Regions from separate parts of the Homo sapiens genome. Here region 1 is linked to region 2. Evidence: read pairs that join two places in POLR2A ChIA-PET (ENCODE). Cell type or tissue: PC-9. All regions are shown on one strand. Links, peaks and the distances in the headings refer to the core of each region. The heading gives the core; the rest is flanking DNA.

Region 1 (15,334 bases), core at 5,843-10,842, 1.4 Mb before region 2:
GAAATAAGTGACAGAAACTTACATATGGTCTTCTGTAAGTTTTCTGGCAGATACATGAGTATGTGTGTGAAAATTTTTTTTTTTTTTTTTTTTTTTTTTTTTGAGACAGAGTCTTGCGTTGTCACCCAGTCTGGAGTGCTGTGGCGCCATCTTGGCTCACTGCAACCTCTGCCTCCCGGGTTCAAGAGATTCTCTTGCCTCAGCCTCCCGAGTAGCTGAGATTACAGGTGCTGGCCACCACGCCTGGCTAATTTCTGTATTTTTAGTAGAGATGAGGGTTCACCATGTTGGCCAGGCTGGTCTCGAACTTTTGACCTCAGGTGATCCGCACGCCTCGGCCGCCCAAAGTGCTAGGATTACAGGCATGAGCCACTGCACCTGGACTGAATGTATTTTTTTTCTACTTATAGAGTCCATTATGTGTGTCTAACTACCTATTTTAAATATCTCTTGTTTAACAAATTCAGGGCTTAGGTATTTCTTGCCTTGGTATAAAATGACCATTAAAGTGATGGAAAATCATCTACTTTTAATTTTCTTTCTGTTTTCAAGACAGCTTTAAGGAAATAATGCTTTAAAACTTGTAATTACACACTCAGTTTGGACTTAATAAAATAGATTACCCAAGTAGCTGTGCTATGACTTTCTCATGCATACTTGTTAATGAATTGGTACAGATAGTAAGTTAGAAACCCATTTATGTAGTTGTGTTCATTTGAAGTGAACACAACCTTTTCCACTACCTTTTCCTTAGGTAGTGTTTTTCAAAATTTTTTGTCTTCTGAAATTAAACAAAAAAAGAATATTCAGTTATCAGAAGATGAGAGACAGAAAAGATGGTATGTTGGGCATTTAAATGTATATCTTAAAACTATGGATCAATTTTTTATCTTTTTGAAATTCATACTTTGTTTTGCTGCCACCAGAAGCCTCACCTTCTAAGTTTAGATTTATTCATGTAATGTATGCTTTCAACAAGTGATCACAGATAGTTTTTTCATTTGCAGTTGTACCATTAACTTTTTAATCTCTAGAAATTTCAGTGACAGAGTATTCTTTAGTCATTCTCTGAATGCTGATGATAGAGTTACCATTCAAGTCCCCAGGGAGGGAGATTTATAATAATGGCAGTGTACCAGGTCATCGCATGTTGCCTTATCAGCATAAAATAGTAACTAAGTCTTACTATCTCAGCATAATGTCCCATTGAATTTTCTTTGCTTTACTGACCAACAAGGACAAACATATCTGGATGAATACTTTTAACACAAATTAATAATGAGGTTTCATCAATAAGTTTCTAGCAGCTATCACATTTAGCTTTCTATTTCTTGAAATATTCTATGGATTGGGAAAGCAGTTACTGAGAACAGGAGAATCATCAGAGTCTGTGTTAGGGCTTGAGAAAGGGGTCTTTGGTTTATTCATTTGTTTCTAGACTTTGAGAATGTGTAATGATAAGACATGGTCATGTTCTTAACTCCTAAGGGGCTTACAACTTAGTGGGAGAGACAGAAAAATGACAAATTAATGCTGCAGATTGGTGCCGGCCGATAGTAGCCACTGGCCATGGGTGGTTATTGAGCACTTGAATGTGGCTAGTGAGACTGAATAACTCAAGTTTTAATTTTAATTATTTATTATAAGTTAAATATGAAAACTGATGCTGGATTCATTTATTGGGAAACTTTGGAGAATGTTTGGAATAATTTGGATATATAAATCTACTTTTTCAACTGTACATTTTAAGAAATCGAAATATAGATAAAGTATTTCTGATGAAAATTTAGGACCTGAATTGAGATGTACTGTAAAATACACACTGGATTTTGAAGATAGTCCAAAAATATAAACTATCTCAGTAATTTGCGTGCTGATTATATGGTGGTGTGATAATATTTTGGATACATTGTGTTAAATATATTATTGTAATTCATTTTATCTCTCTTTTTATAACCCTTTTAATGTAGCTAGTAGAAAAAATTACATACCTGGCTCATGTTATATTTCTGTTAGATACTGATGCTCTAGATGCACAGGAAGCCCATGAATTCTGCCTTTGGGGAACAGGGGAACATTTCAAAGAGTTTGAATCAGTTCTTTATGGTTTTGAGTGTGGTTTGGTGATTGGGAACGGGTTATCTCAGAAGGATAAAGTAAAGATTTGAAGGTCTGGGAGGAAAATGGTATGCATTAATAATAGAATTATGAGTAGTATGGGAATTTTGGAACAAATAATATAGGGAGAATGGTAATAAATGAGGCAGAAAAGATTGGGACTGGAGTACTTAAGAGCCACAGTTCTCTTTCAAGGTCCTTGGAGTTATCTTATAGTTAATGAAATTTTCATTGATGTTTTTAAGCAGATGAGTAACGATATCAGATATGTGCTTTTAGAGAAACTAGTGGTATCATGGAGGATCAACTGGATGAGGCAAAGAAATGGGGGCAGTAGACCCCATGGGTGATTTTAGTTATTCAGCAAAAGATGGACTAAGGCAGTTTATCTTGGGATAAGAGAGGAAGAAATTCAAGATATATTAGGATAGAGAATTAGTAGTACTTTGTTGGGGTAAAGAGAGGAGATACAGATGACTTTGAGAGATAGCTGCTTGAGGAGTTTATGATAGTATTATTTGAATTAGTGACTCCTATAGGGTAGTATGTTATGGAAGAAGGTTGAGGCAGAGGATGTAGTGAGTTTGAGGTATATGTGGAATATCCATGCTGGTAGGTCTTTCAGAATACATGTCGGTAGCTCGGGGAGAGGAGGGTGTTTGAGGGAGAGATTTTGGTTTTATTGAAGCAATAGAGTTTAGGTAATCGATTTCCCAGGAGACTATAAAAACAGAAGTAGGGAGTTAGTGTGTGGATTTCATGATAGATTATTTAGTTATATAAAAATAATTTTCACTCAGGAACTTATTGAGTGCCAATTTGTGCAAGTGCTATACTAGGCTCTGAAGATGAAGAGACAAACAAGACAAATGTTTCTGCCTTAAAGAGAATGAAGTTCTAGAAGGAAAGGCAGACAAGTAAATCTGGGATTAGAGTTTAGTGTCGTAAGTACTATGATGAGCTGTAGAGAAGTAAGGCTGAGGAAAGGATGAGCGTGAGGGCATGAAAGAAAAGGAGACTGGAGAGATGTGGGCTCTATCTTGAAGGGGAAATTTGTCATTTGTTCCCTTTTTGGCAAATCTTTTGCCTGTAATAAACTTCCTAATTGTGCACTCCCATGACTCTCTATGTGCTGGTTCCTATTAGTTCCTTCATTCCTTTTCACTGTGGTGTCTGTCACCTCTTCTCTGTCAACCGTCTAGATACAGATAGATAGTCTTTACCAGTGGTTGTAGTTTATAGCATGGCACGATTGCTGCAATAATCTGCTTGCAGCTGTTATTGAGGGTTAGTAGCAGAGAGATGACTTCATCAGTATGTTTGTGTATGGCTTTTTAGAAACAAGCATTTGTCAGACATTACAGCTTTTCTACCTGGTACCTGCTTTATTATTGTCTTTGTCAGGGGAGGCGGGAGAAATGGTGACAGATCTGTGACAGGGTGAAGAGACTGTTCAGGCTGTTGGCCAAGGTGATAAAAGGAGAGGGGGAGGACAGAAGCAAGCCGTAAGGTGACAGCTAAGTCTTAGCATATGAATACAAGGTAAGGTAACCAACCCTGTAGTAATAGAGCACCTCTGAGTTTCAATAACTAGAAAATCACCTGAAAAAAAATCAGTAAGGCAAATTATGTGTTTACCATGAAAACTGATGTCTATTAAAGATACCATGATAACGAATTCACTTAGTTATCAGTAGTGTTTCCTTATTCAAAGGTTGTTTTCCTTATTTGTGTGTTATATCCGAAGAACAATAAAGTGTTGCTTGTGCTTGAAGTGCCCTTCACTACTCTCTTGACTTGCGCCTATTTTCCTTTAAAGATCATGTTAAACATCTGTTGTGAAACTTTTTCTGCATGCTGTGTCTCACCTCCTATCCCTGTTTAGTGCTGAGTTTTTCTGTGCTTCTAGAGCATCCTGTACACTTCTCTCTGCAGCAGTTAGCTGTGTCATTAGAGTAGTTTTGTCCTCTTTCCTAGGCTATTGGCTCCTCAAGGACAGGGACTGTCCTATTTTCATCTACTGCCTAGCTCATAATTAGTACTTAAATGTTAGTTAAGTAAGTAAACCATGAAAATATCAGTGTACTCTATAGAGCTTGAAATCTCAATGCAGTCACGCTTTAGACAGGAACATTAGAATTTGTAAGTTTTTGTTTTCAAAATTGTTAAACAAAGGGTGGTATATGTTTTTCCCCCTAAAATTTGGCTTTAAATGACTTTCTTTTAGGAAGTTATATTTTTCAGGTAATATTGATCATGTAATTTTTAGTTGTGAAACTAAACAAAATTCGTTTGTGAACTAAAACCAGTTTTAGTCCTGTTTTAGCTGAGCATTGTCCCATTGACAAATTTTTGCTTTTTGTACTCTGTTAACTGGCCCAATGTTATAATTTATATAACTACACAATTTATTATTATATAAAAATTATGGCTGGGTCCGGTGGCTCAGCCTGGAATCCCAGCACTTTGGGAGGCTGAGGCGGGTGGATCATCTGAGGTTGGGAGCTCGAGACCAGCCTGGCCAACATGGAGAAACCCAGTCTCTACTAAAAATACAAAATTAGCTGGGTGGGGTGGCGCATGCCTGTAATCCCAGCTACTCAGGAGGCTGAGGCAGGAGAATTTGCTTGAACGCAGGAGGCGGAGGTTGCAGTGAGCTGAGATGGCACCATTGCACTCCAGCCTGGGCAATGAGAGCGAGATTCCATCTCAAAAAAAAAAAAAAAAGACAGAAATTATGGTAAAGGAGACTTTGTTTAAGCAGCTAAATTACAAAAATACATAAATGTCTTTTTCTGTATATGATTTAAAATAGGATTTAAAAAAATAAGTTCAGCTTTAGAGCCTGATACTGTCAGGCTACCAAACATTTGTGGTAAATGTTTTTTTCCATAAGTCTAAATCAAAGGTATGATTATAGGCTGTAGGGATTTATACTATTCAGCAATATAAATATAATTCTGTACTTTTAGTAAGGTAGATACCCAGGTATTAATACTAAGTAGCATGTGCTGATTAAGAAGCAAGAGGTGTAGCTCCTTAGTATGGATTCTGCCATTCTCAGAAGTTTATTATAGAAGCAATTCTGAACTAATGTCAAAAGTAAAAAGAGGACAAATCTCAGTATTTTTTGGTATTAAAAAAAGTAACGATGCAGAAGGAATCTAAGTTTAAAGTTACCTTCTTATATATATGGTTCCCCAATTTTTCTTTTCAGTGGATAATGGGAGGATTATTTTAGTCTATCTATAGATAAAGTAGAACAGGCCAAGTCTTTTTTAAATATGAAATTAGGTCATGTGCAGAGGTACTGGTCCCAATTCAATTGTTAATTAATGACAGATATAACCCATAAAATTAACTTTGTTTTTTTTAGGGGGGAGGGGGTGGTGTTTTGTTGTTTGTTTGTTTGTTTGTTTTTGAGACAGAGTCTCGCTCTGTTACCCAGGCTGGAGTGCAGTGGTGTAGTCTTGGCTCACTGCAACCTCCACCTCCCAGGTTCACGCAATTCTCCTGCCTCAGCCTCCCAAGTAACTGGGATTACAGGCGCCCACCACCACACCTGGCTAATATTTGCATTTTTAGTGGAGACAGGGTTTCAGCATGTTGGCCAGGCTACTCTTGAATTTCTGACCTCAGGTGATCCTCCTGCTTCAGCTTCCTGAAGTGTTGGCATTACAGGCATGAGCCACGGTGCCTGGCCTGTTTTATTTTTTTTAAAGTATGAAAATTCCATTTGTTTTTGTTGGTGACAATTCATGAACAAGGTTCTTATAAATGTTAGAAAGCTGATTTTTATTTGACTCATATATTGGAAGTACTTATATCTTACTGCTTATTCATTTTAACTCTGATTTATCTGCAGAGTAACAGCAAATGGTGGTATGGACTTAAGAATTGTCTTTCAGTATTTATGTTTTTGTAATACAAATGTATTGGGCTGAAGAGGCTAGTTTGCCCTAAGCGCACTCAGGTACACTGACTTTTGAATAATAATGAACATAAATATCACATAGAGTACTTAAAAATATGTATTTATTGAGACAGGGTCTTACTCTGAAACCCAGGCTAGAGTGCAGTGGCTCACTGCAGCCTTGACCTCCTGGGCTCAAGTCATCCTCTCACCTCAGCCTTCCAAGTAGCAGGGACCACAGGCATGTGCCACCCTGCCTGGCTAATTATTTTTTATAGAGACAGGGTCTCGGTGTTGCCCAGGCTGGTCTTGAACTACTGGGCTCAAGTGATCTTCCCGCCTCAACCTCCCAAGGTGCTGGGATTAGAGGTGTAAGTCACCACACCTGGCCCTAAAATATAAATTCTTGACTAACCCCCAGCCACTATCACCACTTGCCACCCCCAGTAACTCTGGAATGTGGCCCAAGAATTTTAATAAGCAACCTCAGATGATTCTGATGACCCATTGACTTCCTGTGAAAAAACACTAGTTTCTATAGGGTCAATACTATTGTCACTTTTGTAAGTCTGGTGGACTAGACAAGGGCCTATCCTGCCCCACATCCTTGTCCCCTCAAACTCTAAAGGTGATCATTCTCATTATAATAAAATTGGGAAATCACATAGAAAAAAACATATATAATACTAATATCCAGAGAAAACTGATAATGTTTTAGTTTTTCTTTATGCTTTAAAATTTAATTGGAATTTCATTGTATTGTTTTATTTTCTGCTTTTCTTAGTTGCCCTTATACTTTTTTTTTTCCTGGACCTGCTGATGGCAGATCATGCAGATTTTTTTTTTTTAGATGGAGTCTTGCTCTGTCACCCAGGCTGGAGTGCACTGGCGCCATCTTGGCTTATTGCATCCTCCGCCCCCAGGGTTCAAGTGATTCTCCTGTCTCAGCCTCCCAAGTAGCTGGGATTACGTGTGCACCACCACGCCCAGCTAATTTTTGTATTTTTAGTAGAGATGGGGTTTCGCCATGTTGGCCAGGCTGGTCTTGAACTCCTGACCTCAGATGATCTGCCCTCGGCCTCCTACTAAAGTGCTGGGATTACAGGTGTAAGCCACTGTGCCTGGCCAGATTTTTTTTTTTTTAAATCAGAAATCATTCATAGCATTTTCACTGCTAGTATTAGTATTGCCTCATCTGTTGAGTCATGATTTGCTTAACCATTTTTCTGTTGTTAAATGTTTAGGTTGTTTCTGATTTATTTCTTATAAATAACACTGGAATGAACATCTTTGTTAGGGATTTTTGTGTCTTTAGGAATTTTCTTCCGTTTGTTCAAGGGTCTAAAAATATTTTTTTAAAACTCTTGAAACATACTGCCAAACTTTTCCAAAAAGGTTCTGCTGATTAAAGTTACCAGCAGTAAACTAGAGTTGTTACATCCCACCTTCACCAGCATTGAGTGTATTTGTTAAAAAAACATATTTTTGGTTCGCTAGAAAAGACAGTGCATTATTACTTAACCATCCCTTGTTGTAATTAAATATATATTTTGTGCATATGTAAAAATTAGTTTGGTATTTTATGCTAAGTATTTTTTATGCCAAGAACCTATATTTTCAAGCTTGAGGAAAATTGTTGGTAATCAATCAGTGTTAATTCCCTTGAATTTTTCAGTGGTTTAGGCAATAATAAACATGTGCACTTTCTTTTTGCCAGAGATCAGAGTATTTCACAAATACGGAGTCCTCGTCTATTCTTTTCTCATACACTTTGAAAATTGAGGATTTAAGCTGATTTTAAGTATGGAACTAATTCATTAAGAAAACAAGGTTCTTCAGGAGGTGGAGGCTGCAGTGAGCTGAAATCACACCATTGCACTCCAACCTGGGTGACAGGGCAAGACTCCGTCTCAAAAAAAAAAAAAACAAAAAAAAGAAAACAAGGTTCTTATTTCTACTAGAAACTAACTTTTTACCTTTCATTGTCAATAAACCTAATTATCTGTGCTTCTACTTAGAATTACTGTTAAGTCTCTAGATTTCAAACATAATTCCACCTGTTTCTTGGTTTATCGGTTTTGAAGAATGCCATCCAACTTTAGATTCCCTGATTTTTAAAAATTAGGGACTGGGCACGGTGGCTCACGCCTGTTAATCCCAGCATTTTGGGAGGCCGAGGCGGGTGGATCACCTGAGGTCAGGAGTTTGAGACCAGCCTGACCCAACATGGAGAAATCCTGTCTCTACTAAAAAAATATAAAATTAGCCGGGCATGGTGGCTCACGCCTATAATCCCAGCTACTCAGGAGGCTGAGGCAGGAGAATCGCTTGAAACAGGGAGGCAGAGGTTGTGGTGATCCGAGATTGTGCCATTACACTCCAGCCTGGGCAACAAGAGCGAAACTCTTGAGACCAAAAAAAAAAGGGAGCATTTCCTTCAACTTTTTCTCTTCTCATTGTATGGTGTTTATAATTATTTCCATTTCTTGTATTATTCCCAGTGTTTGTCCTGTTCACTCACCGAGATTGCTAGACTCTGGATTTCCCCTTGCTGGGCTGATTCCTGCAAACCACTTCCGGCACAAAGCTTGGGAGTGGTAGGATTCACCTTGTTTGTTTCTCTCAAAGATTACAGTCTGCAGCTGATTGTTGTACAATGCCTCACAATACTTGTTTTCTGTATTTTACTCGCTTTTCTAGTTTATGGCAGGAAAGTAGTTTCAGATCCTCATGGCTGGTAGCTGAAGTCTTTAAAAACTTCTTAATTGCTGAATTGAGTGATTCTTTCAGAGTCCCTGTATTGAAGTCTTTGAATTTGATACTGTCTAGTTTCCCTTCTTTTGAAATTTTCCTTCTTGACTTTCAAATGCTATTCTTTCCTGGTAGACCTTCTACTTCTAACTTTCCTTTCTGCCTCCATCACTTAGTCTGGTTCTTTAGTTATGTTAATTGCAATAATAATTATTATGCTAACAATAGAAATCACTATGCAAGATCATATGCTGACTTTAAACTTATGTTCTCATTTTAATTCATAAAGCAACAGCTTAGTATTTTCCAGGGTTCTCATTTCATCTTGCACTTACTCTGTATGCTTTCATATGTTATTGACCCCACGTGTATATTAATGACTTCTATATTTTTAGCCCTGATTTTTTTTTTTTTTTGAGACGGAGTCTTGCTCAGTCGCCCAGGCTGGAGTGCAGCGTCGCGGTCTTGGCTCACTGCAAGCTCTGCCTCCTGGGTTCACGCCATTCTCCTGCCTCAGCCTCCCGAGTAGCTGGGACTACAGGCGCCCGCCACCACGCCGGGCTAATTTTTTTTTGTATTTTTAGTAGAGATGGGGTTTCGGCATGTTAGCCAGGATGATCTCGATTTCCTGACCTCGTGATCCACCGGCTTCAGCCTCCCAAAGTGCTGGGATTACAGGCGTGAGTCGCCGCGCCTGGCCAGCCCTGATTTTTGTAAATTGGGAACTGAGTTCCCAATTTATATAACCAACAATCTATTACCATTTCCACTTGGGTTTTGAAAAGACTTATCAACCTAATGCAATCTAAATGTAACTCCTGTTTGCCCTTCTCTTTCCATTCTTTTCTTCATCTTGACATTAACTGTAGTAAAACTACACACACGGTAAAACAAACTGTACTTCACATAAGCAAACATACAACCTGTATGTTAATTTAACCTTCTGATTGTTTCTTGAATCTGTCCCTGCTTCTGCATTCCTACTGTCTTGTCCTATTGCAGCTCTCTTCATCTTCTGTCTGTACTACTGTACCAACCTCCTAGTTGCGTCTCTCTAAAATCTGTAATATTTTAAAAATTTAAATCAGAATGCACTTCCTGGCTTAATCTTCAGTAGTTTCCTAAATGCTTCTGGATGTTTGCTTTGCAACATGACCTTCAAACTCTCTGTGCTGTTACTTGCTTTTCCTTAGGCCTTTCACTTGCTGCTCCTTTTACATACTCAGTATGTCAGCATCATTCCCTGAAAGTACCATGCTGTTTTTCCTAGCTTTTGTTCTTCCTCCCTGCTGTTTCCCCAACTTTTACCGGGCTAACTCCTGTTTATTTATTTCTAAGGCTTAGTCACTTGTTTCCGGGTCTCTTCCTTTTTGCTCCCACAGTGTCCCATGTGTAGCTCTAGCATTGTGTCTATTATTATCATGTTTCACTTTCCTTTACCATGTTACGAGGTTCTGGAAGGCAAGGAGATTTTAAATTCATAATTTGTAGCCTAATCACCTAGCTTGAGTACATGATGCTCAATTCATTTGTCAATAGTTTCTATCTTAAAAAGGGACACAACTGTCCATCATTTTTTCAAAACTAGAAGCGTGGATGTTTTCTTAGTTTCCTCTCTTTATCACATCTAACTGGTTCCAAATCCCTAATTTTCCTTTTTTGGAGGAGATACATGTTTGCATACTTTTGTTCGTGTTTGTCATTAGTTTGTTTATTCATTCAACAAATTACATTAAGTGCTCCTGTGTACTGGGCAGTGTACTGAATATTGTATGCCAAATATTGCATTGTATTTATGGAATCTATAGGTTAATTTTTGGAGAATTAGCATGTTTATGAAGTTGGTTTTATTTTCCATTTAGGAACAAGGGTTTATCTATTGAAGTTTAATTTTAGGTACCTGAGGAAGGTTTTACAAATATTCTTACTTGATTTTATACATTTCTTTTAAGGCTTATTTGTGTTAGTTTTTTTCCTATTATGAATGAGATTTTTTGGTTGTTATATTTTCTAATTTGTCATTGCTTATGTATGGGAAACTGACTAGATAATCAAAAATCTGGCCAATTCATGAAACTCTTTTAGTAGTTTTTGTGGATTTGGGTTTTTAACTGTTGGTTATTTCAATGACAAATGACAGTTTCTTTTTTCTTTTACGTATTTTATGAGTTTAATTCATTTTTTGTATCTTAGCACAAATCCAGTACAGTGTTGAGTAGAGCAATTATACTTGGCAGTTAGTTATAAGTGAGATATGTTTACAGTGTTCTTCTATTTAATTCTTCCCTGCTCTTGTTTCAAAATTATGTTAACCTTATAGACCATAATATACTTCAATTTTAATCTTGACTTTAATGGAAGAACTTATCTGTCTTGTTGATTGTGATGTTTAAATACTAATAATTTTTAAAAGTCAAATTAAGGAAGTGTCACCTGTTCCTATCTTGCTAAGAGTTATATCCTGAATCTGTGTTGAATTTTATCAAATGCTTTCTTGGTGTCTGTAGAGATGATCGTGTTTATCTATGAATCTAAAGAATTACAATATGAGATTTCCTAAAGACAGACTTTCTTAATATCTGTGCTTGTTTCATTTAATGTAGTGCTAGATTTCTAATGTTTTATTTAGGATATTTTCTTCCATATTTATAAGTGAGATATGTTACAGTGTTCTTTTATTTAATTCTTCTCTGCTCTTGTTTCAGAATTATGCTAGCCTTATAGATTGTGCTGAAGGCCACTTCAGGTTTTTCTAGCTGGAAAAACTTTAAAAATTTAAACTGTTTAAACAACAGGAATTGTTTCTTGAAGATTTAGTAGAGTTTGTTCATAAACATCATTTAGAAAATGGCTGTTTCTTAGCATCTTTATTTCCCCAAGTTCTAGTCAAATATCAGGAGCAAAGTAAGAACTTCTTTAATATTGGTTGAATAAATATTCTCTAGATATTCTAGGTTCTGAGACATGATTTGCCATATAGAATTTTTATATTAACAGAATTTATTTTCATCAGAGAAAACACATTCACTAGGATATGGAATTAATCTGAAGGAGAAATGATATCTGTCTCCATGGATAGATTTTCTTCATAGAAAGATGTTGTTTAGTGATAAATTTGAAGCTAACGTTTTAAGGAAAATAGTCGAATTTGCATCATTGAATATAGTACATGTATAACTACCATGTGTAAGAAGACCAACAGTGACCATTTCACAAACATGTATTTGTGTTTGGGTTATTTTTACTGTTTTCACAGAGCTTATTCTGTGATTTAAACTCACAAACATTATAGACAAATATTTTTAGAAGTTAAAGCACTTTAATTTCAATAAAACTGATTCAGTGTTTCCATTCAGTATTCTTTTCAAATTCAGTATTTTAAAGCATTCATGAAACTCTAGTTACATTTCAGAAGTAATTGAACATCTGAATATAATTCTAGGATTTATAGGGAAAAGCAGTGGTTCCTCAACTAGGGCCAGTTTTGCCCCCAAGGGACATTCATCAGTGTCTGGAGGCTTTTCAGTTGTCACGTCGGAGGCGTGTGTGTGTGTGTGTGTGTGTGTGTGTGTGTGTGTGTGTGTGTGTCTGTGTGTGCATGCGCCACTGTCATCTGGTGGTTAGAGGTCAGGGAAGCTGATAAACATCCCACAGTGCAGAGGATAGCCCTTACAACAAATAACTTTGTGTCTCAAAATGTCAGTGGTGCTAGGGTTAAGAAATCTTGCTGTAAAAGGAAAATATATACAGAAATACAAATACATAACATAAGCAGGTGTTCTCAGACGTGTGTTTTTTTTCTTCAGCAACTGAAGTTCTGTGTAACCTAATACAATTTACAGTGCCCTTATACAAAGGGTATGAAGTAGCTTGCTCTTGACTGACATCTAGTGAGATATTTAAAAATAAAAAATAAAGCTGTAGCTAAACATTAAACATGTAAATCAGAGTTACTACTAATTCTTACTTTTCTACTGTTAGGAAATTCACAAATAAGGAAGCTAGGAAGAGATTAAATGATTTGTTTATAGCCTCTGAGAAATTATACCTGAGAAGGAATAGAATGTAGTAAATTCTTAGCTTAAGTATTATTCCTCTTTTATGTTTCACTTATGTTCCTGATTTAATGTTAGAGCTTAGAATATGAAATCTTTCTTTTGATAATTTTCATAATAAAAGCTGTGCTACTCATATGTAAAACTTTTTATATTTTAAAGTATTGCCTAAAATCATAGAATTTGAGAGCCAAAAAAGACCTTGGTGGTTTAGTCCAATTCCCTCATTTCTTGAGATAAAAAATTTCACTTTCAAAGAAGTAAAGTGATGTTACCCAATATCATACAACTTGTTAGTGCCAGATCTTGAATTAGAACCCACAGCTCTTGGCTGTCCATCACACTGTTTCAGGTAAAGGAAAGTATTATGCATACTTTGGATTTGGTTTGAAGCTTTTATTTATTTTTCAATGAAACTATGAATATTAAAACTGTTAAATTATTATTTCCTCAGAATATATTCACCTGTATATATGTTTTAAAATGAGTTAGTATTGTTTATAAATCTCCTGTTTCATTTAATTTTGACTTAAATGTTATACCAGTTTAAACATGAAATTTAAAAATGTTTATTTCACAGGCAACCACACCTCCAAATCAAGGAAGGCCAGATTCTCCTGTCTATGCTAACCTTCAAGAACTGAAAATATCCCAGTCTGCTCTTCCCCCACTTCCTGGGAGCCCGGCAATTCAGATTAATGGAGAATGGGAAACTCATAAAGACAGCTCAGGGCGTTGCTATTACTATAACAGAGGGACACAGGAAAGAACTTGGAAACCTCCTCGTTGGACTCGGGATGCAAGCATCAGCAAAGGAGATTTCCAAAATCCAGGGGATCAAGAGGTATGAGTAATTAAGGAATCAACTGCAAGTTACCAGATTTTCTCTTTTCATTATTCAGAAACCAAAGAAGTAAATAGTTTTGTTTCTTACTGTCAGCATGTTAAAACACGTGATCTCTAAGATCATTAAAAATTCTTTCCAAGCTTTACTAAAATATTAATGCTAGCTACTTCCTAATCTCTGACTAATGGACAGCTGCTAACCTGTGTGCGTACTAGTTCCAGAACTGGGTTTAAGTTGTCTAGTGCCAGTGCACCCCCTTATGTCTTAGAACATACTATTTCAGTTGTTACTGCACAAGCCGATGATATTTTAAGTTAAATTTAATTCAGTTTTTTAAGAGATGGAGTCTAGCTCTGTTGCCCAGGCTGGAGAGCCCTGGTGCAATGATATCTCACTGTAGCCTCAAACTCTTGGGCTTAAGCGATCCTCCCACCTTAGCCTCACTAGTAGCTGGGACTACAGGCACATGTCACTGGCTGATTTTTAAAAATTTTATTTGTAGAGATGGGGTCTTGCCGCCTGACTTCAAGCAGTCCCCCTGTCTCAGCCTCCCAAAGTGCTAGGATTACAGGCGTGAGCTACTGCACCTGGCTGTCCAGTGACATTTTTTAGAAAAAAATAGAAATGTGATGTGACCCAGCAAAATAAATAGAAATAATATATTTCTCTATTGGCTTAGTATGGCTACCAGACTACTTCCCATTTTTTCTCTTTGTCAGTCAGCGGTACAAGACCATTGTTTTATTTATATATGAGGGAAATAATTATAATTCCTTTGCTACAATTGAATCATTCTGTTAAGTCTAACAATTCACTTTAAAATCATTATTTTCTCTAACAAGTGTCTGTACTCTTTTTCTCCTTCTGGTTTCACCTTCCTCCATACCTCTTGCAGGATGGTGCAGTAAATTGGCCAGCTGTGTTTTAGAAACACTTATCTCAGTAGTCTGGCAAGAGGCCTTGGGATTATTTAAACGTACAGGAGTAACTTGGTAGGATTGGTAGAATAGAGTGAAATCCTGCCATTTGGTAGGTTGGAGTCCCTCCACCTGCATAGGACATCCGGCTGTTATAGAAAGCAGCTAGCTCGTACAAATAAAAGCAAACTTCAGGTAGATAGGATCTAGAAAAATCAGGGAACACATCTTGTATTTAGCAGACTCCCAAAAGCTTTTTGTAGTTAATAACTCCCTTCTTGTCCCATTTTTCAGTTGGTTTATTTATAGCTTTAGTTTGGTAATAATTTGTGTTTTTAGTGTTCAAGTGAGAGCAAAAATAGAAAAATTGTTCATGTTTAACTATAACAAGAAAGGAAAATTTGGCTGGACGCAGTGGCTCATGCCTGTAATTCTAGCACTTTGGGAGGCAGATCACTTGAGGTCAGGAGTTCGAAACCAGCCTGGACAACATGGTGAAACCCTGTCTCTAAATTAGCCGGGCGTGGTGGCGGGCACCTGTAATCCCAGCTACTTGGAAGGCAGAGGCAGGAGAATCGCTTGAACCCGGGAGGTGGAGACTGCAGTGAGCCGAGATTGCACCACTGCACTCCAGTCTGGGCAACAGAGTGAGACTCTATCTCAAAAAAAAAAAAAGGAAAATTTTATTTGAATTGTACATTAGAAAGATTTGAAAATAAGCTATCCAGTGTAT
Region 2 (15,334 bases), core at 4,205-9,204:
CATTACGAAACAGCTCTCTAGAAGCTGTTTGAAGCAAGCAAAATGCATTTGCAAATAAGGCTGTAACCGATTGCAGTTTACCTGAAGAAGCTTGCTCCATCTCATAGGTTGGGACATTAATGGGTTTGTAATTTGTAGTTTGGAAATCCAAATTATTTTACTCACAGAAAGAAAATTATTAACAATGGGTAGGTAACCCTGTTGGCCCATTAACCGATGTAACCACAATTGTGCTCTAGACTAATTAATATGATATGGGGCATTGTTTCTCAGTTTTTTATATTCATAAAATATGGAATTTTGTGAATAAAATAACTGCAATAAATTGGGAGCATAGCTATAGGTCACTTGGCGAAAATATGTTGTTTTTTGTTAAAAAAAAACAATAAAATACAAAGTATTGAAAGTAGATAATTTGAATAAAGCTTTAAATGAGATATTTTTAAAGTTAAGAGGAACTTGAGCCTGATTTCATGATCATAACTTTTTCTTTATGGTTTCATGTTGAAACAGCTATACAGATTAAGAGTTTCAACAACAACTTCTTTATACTTTTGATAATAACTTTCAGGTGAGAAGCTGTACAGACACGTAGGTAATACATTTACAACTATTATTATTGTCTTAAATTGTGAACAATTTGAAATTGGATTCTAAAAATTCAGTATCTCTTTTTTTTTTCATTGATATGTGTAAGTTTCTTATGATAATGTGAGTGGATTTCAGATATAATTGAAGTTTTTCTGGCCGGGTGTGGTGGCTCATGCCTGTAATCCCAACACTTTGGGAGGCGAGGCAGGTGGGAACACCTGAGGTCGGGAGCTTGAGACCAGCCTGACCAACATGGTGAAACCCCATCACTACTAAAAATACAAAAATTAGCCGGGTGTGGTGCCTCATGCCTGTACTCCCAGCTACTTGGGAGGCTGAGGCAGGAGACTCACTTGAACCTGGGAGACAGAGGTTGCAGTGAGCTGAGATCGTGTCATTGTACTTCAGCCTGGGCGACAAGAGTGAAACTCCATTTCAAAAATAAAAAATAAAATAAAAATAATTAAAGTTTTTCTGGTTTTTTTTCCCTTTTCTTTCTTTCTTTTTTTTTTTTTCCAGACACAGTCTCACTCTGTCGCCCAGGCTGGAGTGCAGCGGCACGATCTCAGCTCACTGCAAGATCTGCCTCCCGGGTTCAAGCGATTCTCCTGCCTCAGCCTCCGGAGGAGCTGAGATTACGGGTGCATGCCACCATGCCAGGCTAATTTTTGTATTTTTAGTAGAGATGGGGTTTTGCCGTGTTGGCCAGGCTGGTCTCAAACTCCTGACCTCATGTGATCCACCCACGTCAGCCTCCCAAAGTGCTGAGATTACAGGTGTGAGCCACCACATCTGGCAATTTTTTTTATATTAAGAGTTTCAAGCAGGACATGGTGGCTCACACCTGTAATCCCAGCACTTTTGGAGGCCAGGGGAGGATTTCTTGAGCCCAGGAGTTCAAGACCAGGTTGGGCAACATGGCAAAATCCTCTCTCTACAAAAAAAAAAAAAAAAAAATTTAAAACATTAACTGGCCATGGTGGCACGCACCTGTAGTCCAAGCTACTCGGAAGGCTGAGATGAGGCAGAAATTTAAAAATAAATATGCATTCATTCACTGTAAGAAAAGTAACAGGCACGGCAAAGGTTAAAAAGAAAAGAACAAGTTTCAAGTTTTCCTCTGCCTAGCAAGCTCACTTCAAGAAGAGTTATAAGATAATGCTGTCCAGAAAGCCAAGGACAAAGGAATGGGCTCCAGACAACACCCCCCTCCAGAGAAAGGTTGAAGGAAAAAAAAAAAAAGAAGAAAAAGACAAATTCTTTTACTGTTACTCCTTTCCCTGGTTTCTTAAGCATGATTATGTTTTACAAATCTCTGTATTTAGCCAGTTCTTATTTTTCTTTTGACGCAGCTATAAGGTCACTAGCTAGGCAAGGCCACAAGTTATGCTAAGTCAACAGTTATGCTATAGATTATGTGACCTGTTACTGTATGATTAATTGCTTTTGTTTGGCTTTTGTAGGTTTGCTTATAAAAACCCCACTCAGTCTTTGTTCAATGCTCAGCTTTTTGGATGCGAATCCACTGAGCTGGTGCATACCTAAAATAAACAATCCTCCTGTTCTCCATATCAGTCTCTCTGGTCCTCAGTTTCTTGAGCCCAGGATGTTGAGGCTGCAGTGAGCTATGATCATGTCACTGTGCTGCAGCCTAAGTGACAGAGTGAGACTCTGTCTCAAAAAAAAAAAAAAAAAGAGGGGCGGGATTTTCAAAATGACAAAGTAACATGCAGAAAATGCATGCATCCTTAGAGCAGTTACCTTGGATACCACTGAAAAGGCACATCGGCCCAAAGAATGAAGTATCCAACGGAGGTAGACATTTAGGGTTGCCTTTTCCACTGTGGGAACGAACAGCTCCACCCCATGCCCCACCTCTGCCACTGACTGCTCCTTGGACTATGGCCATCTGCTCCAATACCTAAAACATAAACTCCTTCCTCTAACACAGGCTAGGCCCTCTATTCATGACCATGCAGTCATGAGAACCTGTTCAGCCTCACTTAGCATCTTGAGGTGGAGCAGAGCCATCCATCAGACCTGTGGGGACCACAGGGTGCTTCATTAGATTCTGCTGTCCCCCAGCAGCCCTCTAAGACAACCCAGGTGAGATTGGAAAGACACCAGGCCCTAGAGCCACAGGCCCACCTGCCTGCCTTAAGCAATAGAGATGAGTATCTATAATGCATTCATGGTACAGCAATAGGCAAGACTATGCCCTCAGCTCTTACAACCCTCTTCCCTTCCCATCCACCTTAGGACTATGGGGGAGGAATGCAGACAAGGTTGAAAGGGACAGTCTTCTCCATCCTCCTCCTTCCGTTTTCCTTCTCCTCCCCTTTGGGAGGTAGCTCACCAGCTTTTGCCTTTCCTGTGTAAAGTGAAAATAGCAACTGAGCAAGGGAAATGGGGCCCCAGGCAGAGATGAGGTCCTCCCGTGGGGGAAGGGGAGAGAAGTCCCCGGTAACCCTGGGAAGGGAAGGGGAGTTCCTAAATTCACTCAGCTGTGGCTGTTGTTTATCTTGAAGGCTGGGTGTAAATTGGGCCTGTATATGAACCAAGACCATCTGTTCTCATGTGCAGAAAACTAAAATGTAGGTCTCTCAAAGGGCCTAAATAGCATTATTCTGTATGCTAAATGTTAAGAATTTTATTACTTACTTAGTGTTGTGGCTTCCCCAAATTTGAGGTTCTCGAACTGCACTTTAAAAACAGAACTATTGGTCTGTGCTCCTGTGTTCCACCTCCCAAATGGAAACTCCTTGTGCAGGGTTTCTTGATCATGGCCTTCCGAAATGACCACATGGCATAGGACTGCTAGCACCCAGAACTGTGCAAGACTGTGTCCTCATGCGCATGCAGTAGCTTTCACTTGCCACACTTTTTTTTTTTTTTTTTTTGAGATGGAGCCTTGCTCTGTCATTCAGGCTGGAGTGCAGTGGTGTGATCTCAGCTCACTGCAACCTCTGCCCCTGCAAGGTTCAAGCGATTATCCTGCCTCAGCCTCCCGAGTAGCTGAGATTACAGGCCTGTGCCACCACGCCTGGCTAATTTTTTGTATTTTTAGTAGAGACAGGGTTTCACCAAGTTGGCCAGGTTGGTCTCGAACTCCTGACCTCAAATGATCCACCTGCCTCGGCCTCCCAAAGTGTTAGGATTACAGGCATGAGCCACAACACCCGGCCTCACTTGCTAAACTTTTAAAGGGGGAGAAAGGCTCAGCAATCATGCTCTCTCCAACTCCCTATCTCCTTAAACTGCCTAGGGCTAAATGCTATGGTGTAGCCCCAATTGAGTTGGTGGAGATTTCCCATATGCAACCTTAAGTGCCTCCTCTCACTCCTTTACATATTAACCTCACAGTCCTGTCTCCCCTCAGTACAATGCAGGGCCTGAAAATACTGCACAGTGAAGGCTCTGCCTGTGAAGGGAGGGAACTGCTGTCAACATATTGTTTGGGCAGGGGGAGGAATTGGTTAAATATATATATATATAATCTGATCCCCATCCTGTACATGCAAGTGTAAATGCATAAAAACAGAAAAAAGGGCTGGGCATGGTGGCTCACCCTGTAATCCCACAGTTTGGGAGGCTGAGCTGGGAGAATCACCTGAGCCCAGGAGACCAGCCTGGGCGATATAGTGAGACTCCATCTCTAAAAAAAATTCGTTTTTTAATTAGCCTATGTGGTGGGGGTACCTGTACTCCCATCTAATCAAGAGGTTGAGGTGAGAGGATCGACTGAGCTGAGGAGGTCGAGACTGCAGTGAGCTGTGATCAGGCCACTGCACTCCAGCTTGGGTGACAGAGCAGGACTCTGTCTTTAAAAAAAAAAAAAGAACATGCGTGACCAGGTGCAGTGGCTCATACCTGTAATCCCAGCACGTTGGGAGACCGGGGCGGGCAGATCACTTGAGGTCAGGAGTTTGAGACCAGCCTGGCCAACATGGAAACCCTGTCTTTACTGAAAATATAAAAATTAGCCGGGTGTGGGGGCGTGCACCTGTAATCCCAGCTGCTTGGGAGGCTGAGGCAGGAGAATTGCTTGAACCTGGGAGGCAGAGGTTGCAGTGAGCCAAGATTACACCACTGCATTTCAGTCTGGGCAACAGAATAAGACTCTATCAAATAAAAAAAAATGAACAAAATAAAACTAGAATATTATACCCTTCAAAAATAATTTATTAGTCTTTTTGAAATGGTGTTTTCCCCATGCAATGGTTTGGGAAACGGATTTAAAAGGATGTGGTGTGCTTATCTTCATGTGAGACTTTGTTTTAAGCTGAGCTAAACACATTTTGTTCCTTGACTTTTCCTTTCTTAGTCCCTTTTTGTGCTGCTATAACAAAATACCTGAGCCTAGGTAATTTATAAAGAGGAGAATGTATAAAGAACAGGTCTAGAGGCAGGGAAGTACAAGATCAGGGCACTGGCAGGTTGGGCATATTTGGTTGTCTGGTGAGGGCTGCTCTCCCCTTCCACGATGATGCCTTGTTGCATGATGGATTGTCAAAGGGCTATGGAGCCACTGCTCCCTGAAGCCTCTTTTATAAGGGCTTTAATCCTATTCCCAAAGGAAGAGCCCTCATGGCTTGATCACCTCCTAAAGGTCCCACCTCTTAATCCTGTTGTCAGAAGCTTTTGAACAAGAGCGACTCCATCTTGAATACAGCTGGGTAAAATAAGGCTGAGACCTACTGGGCTGCATTCACAGGTTAGGCATTCTAAGTTCCAGGATGAGATAGGAGGTCGGCACAAGACCTTGCTGATAAAATAGGTTGCAATAATGAAGCTGACCAAAATCCACCAAAACCAAGATGGTGACAAAAGTGACCTCTAGTCGTCCTCACTGCTCATTATATGCAAATTACAATGCATTCACATGTTAAGAGCACCATGTGACCAGCACCGTGACAGTTTACAGATGCCATGGCAATGGCAGGAAGTTATCCTATATGGTCTAAAAAGCGGAGAAACCCTCAGTTATGGAATTGCCCACCCCTTTCCCCGAAAACTCATGAATAATCCACCCCTTGTTTACCATATAATCAAGAAATAACTATAGGTATCCTTCGTTGAGCCCCTGCCCTGCCTATGGAGTAGCCATTCTTTATTCCTTTACTTTTTTTTTTTTTTTTTGAGACAGAGTCTCATCCTCCAGGCTGGGGTGCAGTGACGTGATCTCAATTCACTGCAACCTCTGCCTCCCAGGTTCAAGCGATTCTCATGCCTCAGCCTCCAGAGTAGCTGGGATTACAGGCATGCATCACCATGCCAGGCTAATTTTTGTATTTTTAGTGGAGACAGGTTTCACCATGTTGGCCAGGCTGGTCTTGAACTCCTGACCTCAGGTGATCCGTCCACCTCGACCTCCCAAAGTGCTGGGATTACAGACGTGAGCCACCATGGCCGGCCCCTTTACTTTCTTAATAAACTTGCTTTCACTTTACTCTATGAACTTGTCCCAAATTCTTTCTTGCATGAGATCCAACAACCCTCTTTTGGGGTCTGGACTGGGACCTCTTTCCAGCAACACTATCACATTGGCAACACCTGAATCTTGGAGGGGACATATCCAAACCATAGCAGTTATGCTGCAGTACTAAAAGCAATTGCCAGCAAATTAAGTTTCTTTAGTGTGGTGAGGGGAGATTGCTTGCCTTTTTAAATTAAATCTATGGAGTAATGCCCATCAGAACTTTTTTCCTTTTTAAAACAATATTTTAAATTTTTATTATTTTTTTAAAGACAGGGGTCTCATTATATTGGCTAGGCTGGTCTGGAACTCCCAGCCTCTGGCAATCCTCCTGCTTGGCCTCCCAAAATGCTGAGATTTCAGGCATGAGCCACCCGCACTCAGCCCAGAAGGATTTTTTCCTTAATACTTAGATGCTTTGATTGATCAATTTTGTAATAATGAAGCATCATCATACACTCTGACTGTATTAGAAATAATATTTAGTCTGGACGTGGTGACTCATGCCTGTAATCCCAGCACTTTGGGAGGCCCAGGTGGGCTGATCCCTTGAGGTCAGGAGTTTGAGACCAGCCTGGCTAACATGGTGAAACCCTGTCTCTACTAAAAACACAAAAATTAGCCGGGTGTGGTGGCAGGGGCCTGTAATCCCAGCTACTCAAGAGGCTGAGGCAAGAGAATGGCTTGAACCCAGGAGGCAGAGGTTATAGTGAGCTGAGATTGCATCAATGCACTTCAGCCTGGGCAACAAGAACAAGACTCCACCTAAAAAATAAATAAATAGATAAAAATTTTTTGAAAACCATTAATAACAACTGCATTTTGAGCACACACTGTGTTCCAGGGACTCTGCTAAGCCTTGTAGATGGATTATCTCCTTTGACTGTCACGACAGTCCTGAGGTGGGTCCTATTCTCTCCATTTACGCGTGGGATTTACATGAGTTTAAAGAGGTTAAGTGTCCAGGGAAACCCGATTCTAATCCATGTCTGGCTGACTCTAAACTCAAATAAACAACTTCCTGCATCTACAGGCAGTGACTCTGCCTCCTGCAGCAAAGGCAACTCTGTGTGCAGCTGGTGTTTGTTGGTGCCCATTGGAGGAAAACAGGGTTGCCATGCGCCGGTTGTGAAATGCCTCAGCCTGCTCTCCCAGACCAGCTTCTTTCCTATGCGGGCTGAAGACGTGAATGAGTTTCAGGCAGTTTGCAGGTCTAATGTTTTAATCTTTGATCTCTAACTCAGGGGAGGGGCTGTCAAGGAATTTCAGCTATTTCCTGGGAGTAGGGATGTGAGGGAGGGCTGAGCTCAGGACACCTTCGAAATAGGACACTAGTTTTGCTCACCCTTAAAGTAGTCCTGCCTTAATTTCTCCAGGTTTGCAGGAACACAAAGAGACGTGCTGCCTCCTCTCATCCAGAGATGCTGAGGAAGTTCTGGATGGGACAATAGGAGGTGGGAGGAGGTATTGCTGGGGCTTCAGGCCTGTTTCTACGGTGTTCCCGAGAATGTTTGAGGGAGAGGGAGGCATCTTTCCCATCTGCCCAGCCAGATCTAGCACAAATCCCAGTCTTCCAGGCCAACACTTTCCCTACAACAACAGTTCCCTGCCCAGAGACTCCTAAAGGCAGTGGCCTGTTGCAATCCCTTGTTAAGGCCTTAACCAGAGCCAGCATTAAACTTTTCAGGGAACTGTGAGAATGAGTTGTTAAACATAGCCGTTATTAAAAATAAAATTCCTGGCTGGGTGCACTTTGGGAGGCCAAGGTGGGTGGATCACTTGAGCTCAGGAGTTTGAGACCAGCCTGGGCAACATGGTGAAAACCCATCTTTACAAAAAATACAAAAATTAGCCAGGCATGGTGGCTCATGCCTATGGTCCCAGCTACTTGGAAGGCTAAGGTAAGAGGATTGCTTGAGCCCAGAAGGCAGAGGTTGCAGTAAGCTGAGATCTCACCACTGCACTCCAGCGTGGGCAACACAGTGAGAACCTGTCTCAGCAATAAATAAAATAAAATTTAAAAATTCCAAAAAAGTAAAGTATATATTAAAGGCAAAGATAATAAATACAAAAAACTCACCACTTCCTGATAATCGTGTTACATTTGTCCCTTCTCGAGGCTCTCCAGGTTAGTTAGGTCTGTCATATCTGTGTGGTGGAAACACTGCATAATGATGTACTTCTCTTTCCAACATTGCATTCTGTGGCCTCGCATTGGTAACTTGAAATACGTCGTGGTGGGAGAATTTACATCACAGAAATCAGCAAATACTACACATCAGGGCAGGGCTTTCAGAAAGCTGATTCTTAAGTATTTACTAGCACACCACTGCCAATGGGCAGAGTTTGTATTTTCTGGTACTTTTGACCTACTTTATGTTTTCTAATATTTATTTATTTATTTGAGACGAGGCCTCACTCTGTCACCCAGACTGGAGTGCTGTGGTGATCATAGCTCACTGCAGCCTGAAACTGCTGGGCTTAAGCAATCCACTGTCTTCAGCCTCCCAAGCAGCTAGGACTACTGGCACGTACCACCATGCCCCGCTATTTTTTTTTTTTTTACAGTTTTTTTAGAGAAGAGGATCTCACTCCATTGCCCAGTCTTGTCTCAAACTCCTGGCCTCAAGCGATCCTCCTGCCTCCCAAAGTGTGGCCCTTTTTTTGAGACAGAAAAAAAAAGTTCGATCTCGGTTCACGGCAACCTCTGCCTTCTGGGTTCAAGCAATTCTCCTGCCTTAGCCTCCCAAGTAGCTGGGATTACAGGTGTCTGCCACCACATCCAGCTAATTTTTGTATATTTATTTATTTATTTTTATTTTTTATTTATTTATTTTTTTGAGACGGAGTCTTGCTCTATCACCCAGGCTGGAGTACAGTGGCACGATCTCGGCTCACTGCAACCTCCGCCTCCTGGGTTCAAGCAGTTCTCCTGCCTCAGCCTCCCAAGTAGCTGGGATTACAGACACCCGCCGCCATGCCCGACTAATTTTTGTATTTTTTGTTTTAGTAGAGATGAGGTTTCACCATGTTGGCCAGGCTGGTCTCAAACTCCTGACCTCATGATCCACCCACCTTGGCCTCCCAAAGTGTTGGGATTACAGGCATGAGCCACCATGCCCGGTTAATTTTTGTATTTTTAGTAGAGATGGAGTTTCACCATGTTGGCCAGGCTGGTCTCCAATTCCTGACCTCAGGTGATCCATCCGCCTTGGCCTCCAGAAGTGCTGGGATTACAGGCGTGAACCACCGTGCCCAGCCCCCTGGCCCTTTTCTAATGTTTAATAGCATATCTGCCTATCTTACTTCTATCTGTGTAGCAAAATCACAGGCAATAAATGGTGACTGTGGCCTCAATTCATTAGTTGTTACTGTAGCTCCATCCTTATTCCAACAACATAATCGAGGGAAGAGGAGATTATCCGTCACCTGTCTTGAGGGGCAGGCTGTCGCCTTAGGATAGTCCCTTATGGGCATGGCCAGCCTGTCACAGGGGGGCACATTCACTCAGAATCTTAACTCCATGCTGATGATGGCTTGGTTTTAGGACCAGTGATTCTCATTTGCCTTATAAGTATCACCTAGGAAATTCTCATTCAGTAGAGGTAGGCTTGGGCCCCTGAAATCTGAACTTCAGAAAGCAAGAAGGGACTGTTCCTTGGAAATACTAACCAAGTGAAAAGAACACTTTTTAAATTCAAATCTCTGCTTCCCCATTTTCTGTCCATGTGACCTTGGGCAAGTCACTTAAACTCGTAGAGCTTTGGTTTCTTTATTATATAATGGAAAAAAGAAAAGCTATCTTGTTTTCATTTTACTTTTCATAATATCAAAACCTCTTAACCTACAGCTCTAACCATAGGAGAAAAGTGAAATCATGTATTGCATGTATTTATACTGTACTAAAATGTTTTTGAAAAACATACTTTCATTTACTCAGTTAATATCCCTGATGCAGTGACCCTGAAAGTTGCTGTTACAAGGCTTGTTTTGTATTTGAGGGATCTGAAATTTGGAGATTAGTAACTTGTCCAAGATCACTCAGATAATACACATGGCCAAAATTCTAACTCAAATATATTGCCTTCAAAATTATATAGCCATTAGGTTACTATATTCTTGGACTTCGCAGGTGCTAAGTCACCCACTCATTCAAGAGACACTTACGCACATCAGTGGGCCCCAGGGATTGCTATAGGTATTGGAGGTACAGCCCACATTACTCATGGGCTGCTGTCAACCATGAAGCCACTGGCCAGTCCCCCTCACTTATGCATGCAGCCCTCAGTTGACACCAAGTTGCCTCCCACATCCTTGTTTGCCTGAAACCCACCACCATGAGTGGTTCTAGCTAAGTCAACTGCTGCCCAGTTGGGTCCCCCAGTTTTATCCCTCAGATCCAAGATTCACAGAGCATAGTCTGGGTGCAGAGACCTCCTGGCAGAAGGAGATACTGGAATATTGAGATGTACCTTCTTGGCTCTAGTTAGTTACATTTGGGGAAACTTCAGATGCTCCCCATCCTGATGCACAGATTATAGCTCTAACTGCTCTCAGAAGAACAGCAAATTAGAGAGCATACCAAGAGTTTATACTTTTTAAAAGCTTAAATCTGATTTCAAAACAATTCCTGTTTACTAAAGACTTGCTAGAAAATAGGGATAATGAAATTTACCCACCAATCCCAACACTCAGATCAACAATAATTGCTGTCAACATTTTAGTGAACATCGTTCTGATTTTGTAAAGCACAGATATTAAGATTTTGTAACCTTTATCTCTGGCACCTGCTTCTAAAATCAGCTTTGCAAGTGAGAAGAAAAGAATAACCACTATATCGTTTAAAAGACAATTCTGCTCCTTTATCCGTTCATGCAACAAATATTTGAGTGTGTAGTATATGCCAGTCACAGTTTTAGGTGCTGGGGAGCAGCAGTGCACAAAACTCAATGGCCTTCATGGAGTCTAGAGTTTTGTCAGGGAGAGAGAGACACTGAACAAATAAATAAATACACATAAGTGCACAATTTATGACACGTTTCAAGAGGAAATGAACAAGGTGAAGGAAGTGAATGGGATGGGGAGAGATACTTTGGGACTAGAACTTACTTAGGTCAGGGAGAATATTTCTGAGACTGTGACGCTCACATAAACATAATGTTCTAGATTATAGCAGCCTGGTATAAGTCAAAAGTCACTGTGGATGAATAAACATTTGTCACTTAAGTCCGTGTTTCAATTTTGTTATTAATTGATATGGACAGATCTTGCCACTGCATTCTAGCCTGGGCAACAGAGCAAGACTCGGTCTCAAAAAAAAAAAGAAAAGAAAATAATATTATAAAGAAATGTTGCTTTACATAGTCCCCATAAATACACCATAATCAAATACAATCAATTACACAGTATTTGAACCTGTTTTAGTCCCTGGTGGAAAGTCTGAGGTAAAAGAAAAAAATATGGGCTTTAGTGTTATATAACATCCAGATGCCAATTTTTTTCTTTTTTGGCCTGATACTAGCTGTTGATTTAGAAAAGCTATTTAATCCCTTTGAGCTTTACTTTCCTTGATTATAGGAAAAAAAAAAAGGCATAAATAGAGTGAAAAAAGTTAACCTTCTTGATGCCAGAGAAATAGAGTAGCGCTTGGTGGTGGATGGGTTTTTCTTTCAACTCAATAGGGCTCTGTTAGTAACAGAAACCCCGCATGGAGGTTTCTCCAGTGCCTGGAGAAACCTGGGTAACCGACTCAGCAGGTTGAAGCCTTATCACTGTGGCTTTTCTTTTTAAGATATGGAAACTTCCGGTTTCCTTTTGTGCCTCTTTTATTTCACTTACTTTATTGCATCACAAGCTATGTGGTAGTGGTTTCATTTTTACCATGTGAACTGGATTATCCCACTGCAAATCTCCCTTGAGTTCTTGGAAAAATATCTAACATTGATAAGAAACAGGAAAATTTTAAGAAAATACCCAACTAAGGAACTATTGAATGTTTGACATAGTTTGCAGAGGCTTTAGGAGATCTTAACAGGTTCTTTTTTTCTTTCTTTTCTTTTCTTTTGAGACAGGGTCTCCCTCTGTCATCCAGGCTGGAGTATAGTGGCACAATCCCGGGTCACTGCAACCTCCACCTCCAGGGTTCAAGCGATTCTCCCGCCTCAGCCTCCTGAGTCGCTGGAATTACAGTGTGCGCCACCACAGCCTGGCTAATTCTTGTACTTTTAGTAGAGACGGGGTTTCACCATTTTGGTCAGGCTGATTTCAAACTGCTGACCTCAGGTGATCTGCCCACCTTGGCCTCCCAAAGTGCCGGGATTACAGGCCTGAGTCACCTCCCCTGGCAACAGTTTCTTTCTTTCTTTTTTACTTTCTCTCTTTCTTTCTTTCTTTCTTTCTTTCTTTCTTTCTTTCTTTCTTTCTTTCTTTCTTTCTTTCTTTCTTTCTCTTTCTTTCTTTCCTTCTTTCTTTCTTTCTTTCCTTCCTTTTTTCCTTCCTTCCTTTCTCTTTCTTCCCTCTTTCTTTCCCTCCCTCCCTCCCTTCCTTCCTTCTTTCTTTTTTATTTTTGAGACAGAGTTTAGCTCTGTCACCCAGGTTAGAGTGCAGTGGCGTGATCTTGGCTCACTGCAACCTGCACCTCCTGGATTCAAGCGATTCTCCTACCTCAGCCTCCTGAGTAGCTGGGATTACAAGCGCCTGCCACCATGCCCCACTAATTTTTTTTCTTTTAGTAGAGATGGGGTTTCACCATGTTGGACAAGTTTGTCTTGGACTTCTGACCTCTAGTGATCTGCCTGCCTCGGCCTCCCAAAGTGCTGGGATTACAGGTGTGAGCCACCATGCCCAGCTAACAGTTTCTTTAGAAAGGTCAGTTTAAAGGCCTGTTTTTGTGTCTCAGGGAACTACATGGAGTGTTTGTTTTTTAATACACTGGGACAAAGAAGAGCAAGCCTAGTGTTTAATGTCCTGAGCCTTTAGCTATGTGGCTGCCCAGGCGGGCTTTTCTTTTCCTAACCCAGCTGGATTGCCATAGACCAACGAGAAGTGGCTTGACCCAGGAAGAAAACATGGGTTCTATCCCCAGGAGTGGAGTCAGAGTATTTCCCAGATGCTGGTCCCCATCCAACTAGAGGCTGTTTCCTCTGCCTTGCAACCACTGGCAGGTACAGGCACTTCTGCCCACAAGACAGTCTGGCAGCAGTAGCATTTCCTAAGAGATCCAGTGACAGATGGCTCTGACAGGATACAACAGCCTGCAGAGGAAAGAAACACGGGACAGCAATCTCTCTTGTCTCTTGTCTCTTCCAAGGACACTTTTCTTCCTTTCTTATTCTGAAGAAAAGAAGACATGAGTTAGTACTAAATGTGGCAGGAATAGTGGGCCAGGCGCGGTGGCTCACTCCTGTAGTCCTAGCACTTTGAGAGGCCAAGTGGGGAGGATTGCTTGAGCCCAGGAGTTCAAGACCAGCCTGGGCAACATAGGGAGACGCTGTATCTACAAATAAATAAATAAATAAATAAAATTAGCTGGGCATGGTGGCATCCACCTGTAGTGCCAACTACTCTTGAGGCCGAGATGAGGGGATGGATCACTTAAGCCTGGGAGCTCCAGACTGCACTGCACTCCAGCCTGGGCAACAGAGTCAGACCCCATCTCAAACAAACAAACAAACAAAATAATAGAAATGAGTAATGCTGTACTTGTATGAGTGACTGTGCATCTGAATTCATGGAATTATTGGGGTCTAAGTTCATAGAACTCATTACTAAAGAGGGGATCACAGTTGAAAATCACATGTAAGTAAATTAATAAAAGTCTCTGAAATCTAAGTCAAAAATTAATATGGAAGCAAGCATAGAAAAAAAGCATCCACTTGGTCTGCATGGAGAAAAGTGCTTAACTCCAGCAATAACTGGATTTGATGAGATGTTTTTCATGTGGTAAAACATACTCTTTAGCGCTGTGCGTTATGGCTCATGCCTGTAATTTTAGCACGTTGGGAGGCTGAGGCAGAAGGATCCCTTGAGCCCAGGAGTTCGAGGCCAGCCTGGGCAACATAGGTAGACCTTGTCTCTATAAAAATAAAATAATAAAATAAAATGAAATAAAATGAAAAAAGAAGACCATATCCTTTTCAGAAAATTAAATACAAAGAGTAGGTGTGGTGGATCATGCCTATAATCCCAGCACTTTGGGAAGCCAAGACTGGAAGATCTCTTGAGCTCTAGAGTTTGATACCAGCCTGGGAAACATGGAGACAATCTGTCTCTACATAAAATACAAAAACTAGCCAGGTATGGAGGCTCGCTACTTGGGAGGCTGACGGGGGAGGACCGCTTGAACCCAGGAGTTTAAAGCTGCAGTGAGCTGTGTTCACACCATTGCACTCCAGCCTGGGTGACAGAGTGAAACTCTGTTTCAAAAAAAGAGAGAAAGAAAAGTAAATTAAAAAGTAAATCTAGAATTCCATGAATTATTGGCACACATCCAGTGATGGTCTTCAGTAATGGTTCTCATGCTTTAGCTAAAACCATTTATAAATGCTAAACCTTGTTTTAAAAAAAATACAGATTCCTGAATCGCACTTCTAGATATTCTGATGAAGTAATTCTAAGGGTGCAGCCCAGAAATCTATATTTTAGTAAGCTCACCAAATACTTCTGACTCACGAATCAGTTCCCTGGACCAACTTTAGAAACTATAGTCTCCCAAAAACAGAAAGAAAACTTACTTGGGAATACACAAAGCCAAACTGCAAGAACATTAGTGTCAGATTCCAAAATCCAATGTTCACACTTTAAAACATTTGCCTATGGGCACTGGTACATGACTTTCAGTCTCACTGATTCTTCATGGTCTCCATAGCAACAACGGCTTAGAAAAAGAAATCACAGAGGAAATAAGAAAATTGTTAATGCTACTTCTTTTTTTTTTTCTTTGAGATGGAGTTTCGCTCTGTCGCCCAAGCTGGAGTGCAGTGGCGTGATCTTGGTTCAGTGCAACCTCTGCCTCCTGGGTTTAAGTGATTCTCGTGCCTCAGACTCCCGAGTAGCTGGGATTACAGGTGCGTACCACCACACCTGGCTAATTTTTGTATTTTCAGTAGAGACGGGGTTTTGCCATGTTGGCCAGGCTGGTCTCGAACTCCTGGTCTCAAGTGATCCCCCTGGCTTAGCCTCCCAAAGTGCTGAGATTACAGACAGGTGTGAGCCACCACACCTGGCCAAAATAATGAAGTGTTTCATAATGATGATTTCTTACGCTAG

Evidence for each region. ChIA-PET counts read pairs that join two places held together with the same protein. Peaks named below come from ENCODE experiments on the same cell type or tissue, not always from the same donor. Only the 100,000 strongest peaks of a DNase experiment are listed, where the experiment ranks them.
Region 1: POLR2A ChIA-PET joins it to region 2 with 11 read pairs; 2 of 35 experiments call an interaction of 5 or more read pairs at or near these places.

Annotation. Positions count from the first base shown.
Region 1 is chr10:31,859,742-31,875,075 of GRCh38, reverse strand. ARHGAP12 (Rho GTPase activating protein 12) reads left to right here. Exons shown (of 20, transcript NM_018287.7): 4 at 13,418-13,681. Among named protein-coding and RNA genes, the nearest start is that of ARHGAP12, 61 kb to the left of the region's middle. In PC-9, for the core only: no CTCF peak of the experiment used is centred there; no DNase peak of the experiment used is centred there; H3K27ac peaks cover 2,805 bases.
Region 2 is chr10:30,415,421-30,430,754 of GRCh38, reverse strand. No RefSeq gene overlaps it. Among named protein-coding and RNA genes, the nearest start is that of MAP3K8, 11 kb to the left of the region's middle. RefSeq lists enhancers at 11,927-11,996, 12,037-12,156. In PC-9, for the core only: no CTCF peak of the experiment used is centred there; DNase peaks (open chromatin) are centred at 6,574 and 7,204; H3K4me3 peaks cover 310 bases; H3K27ac peaks cover 3,281 bases.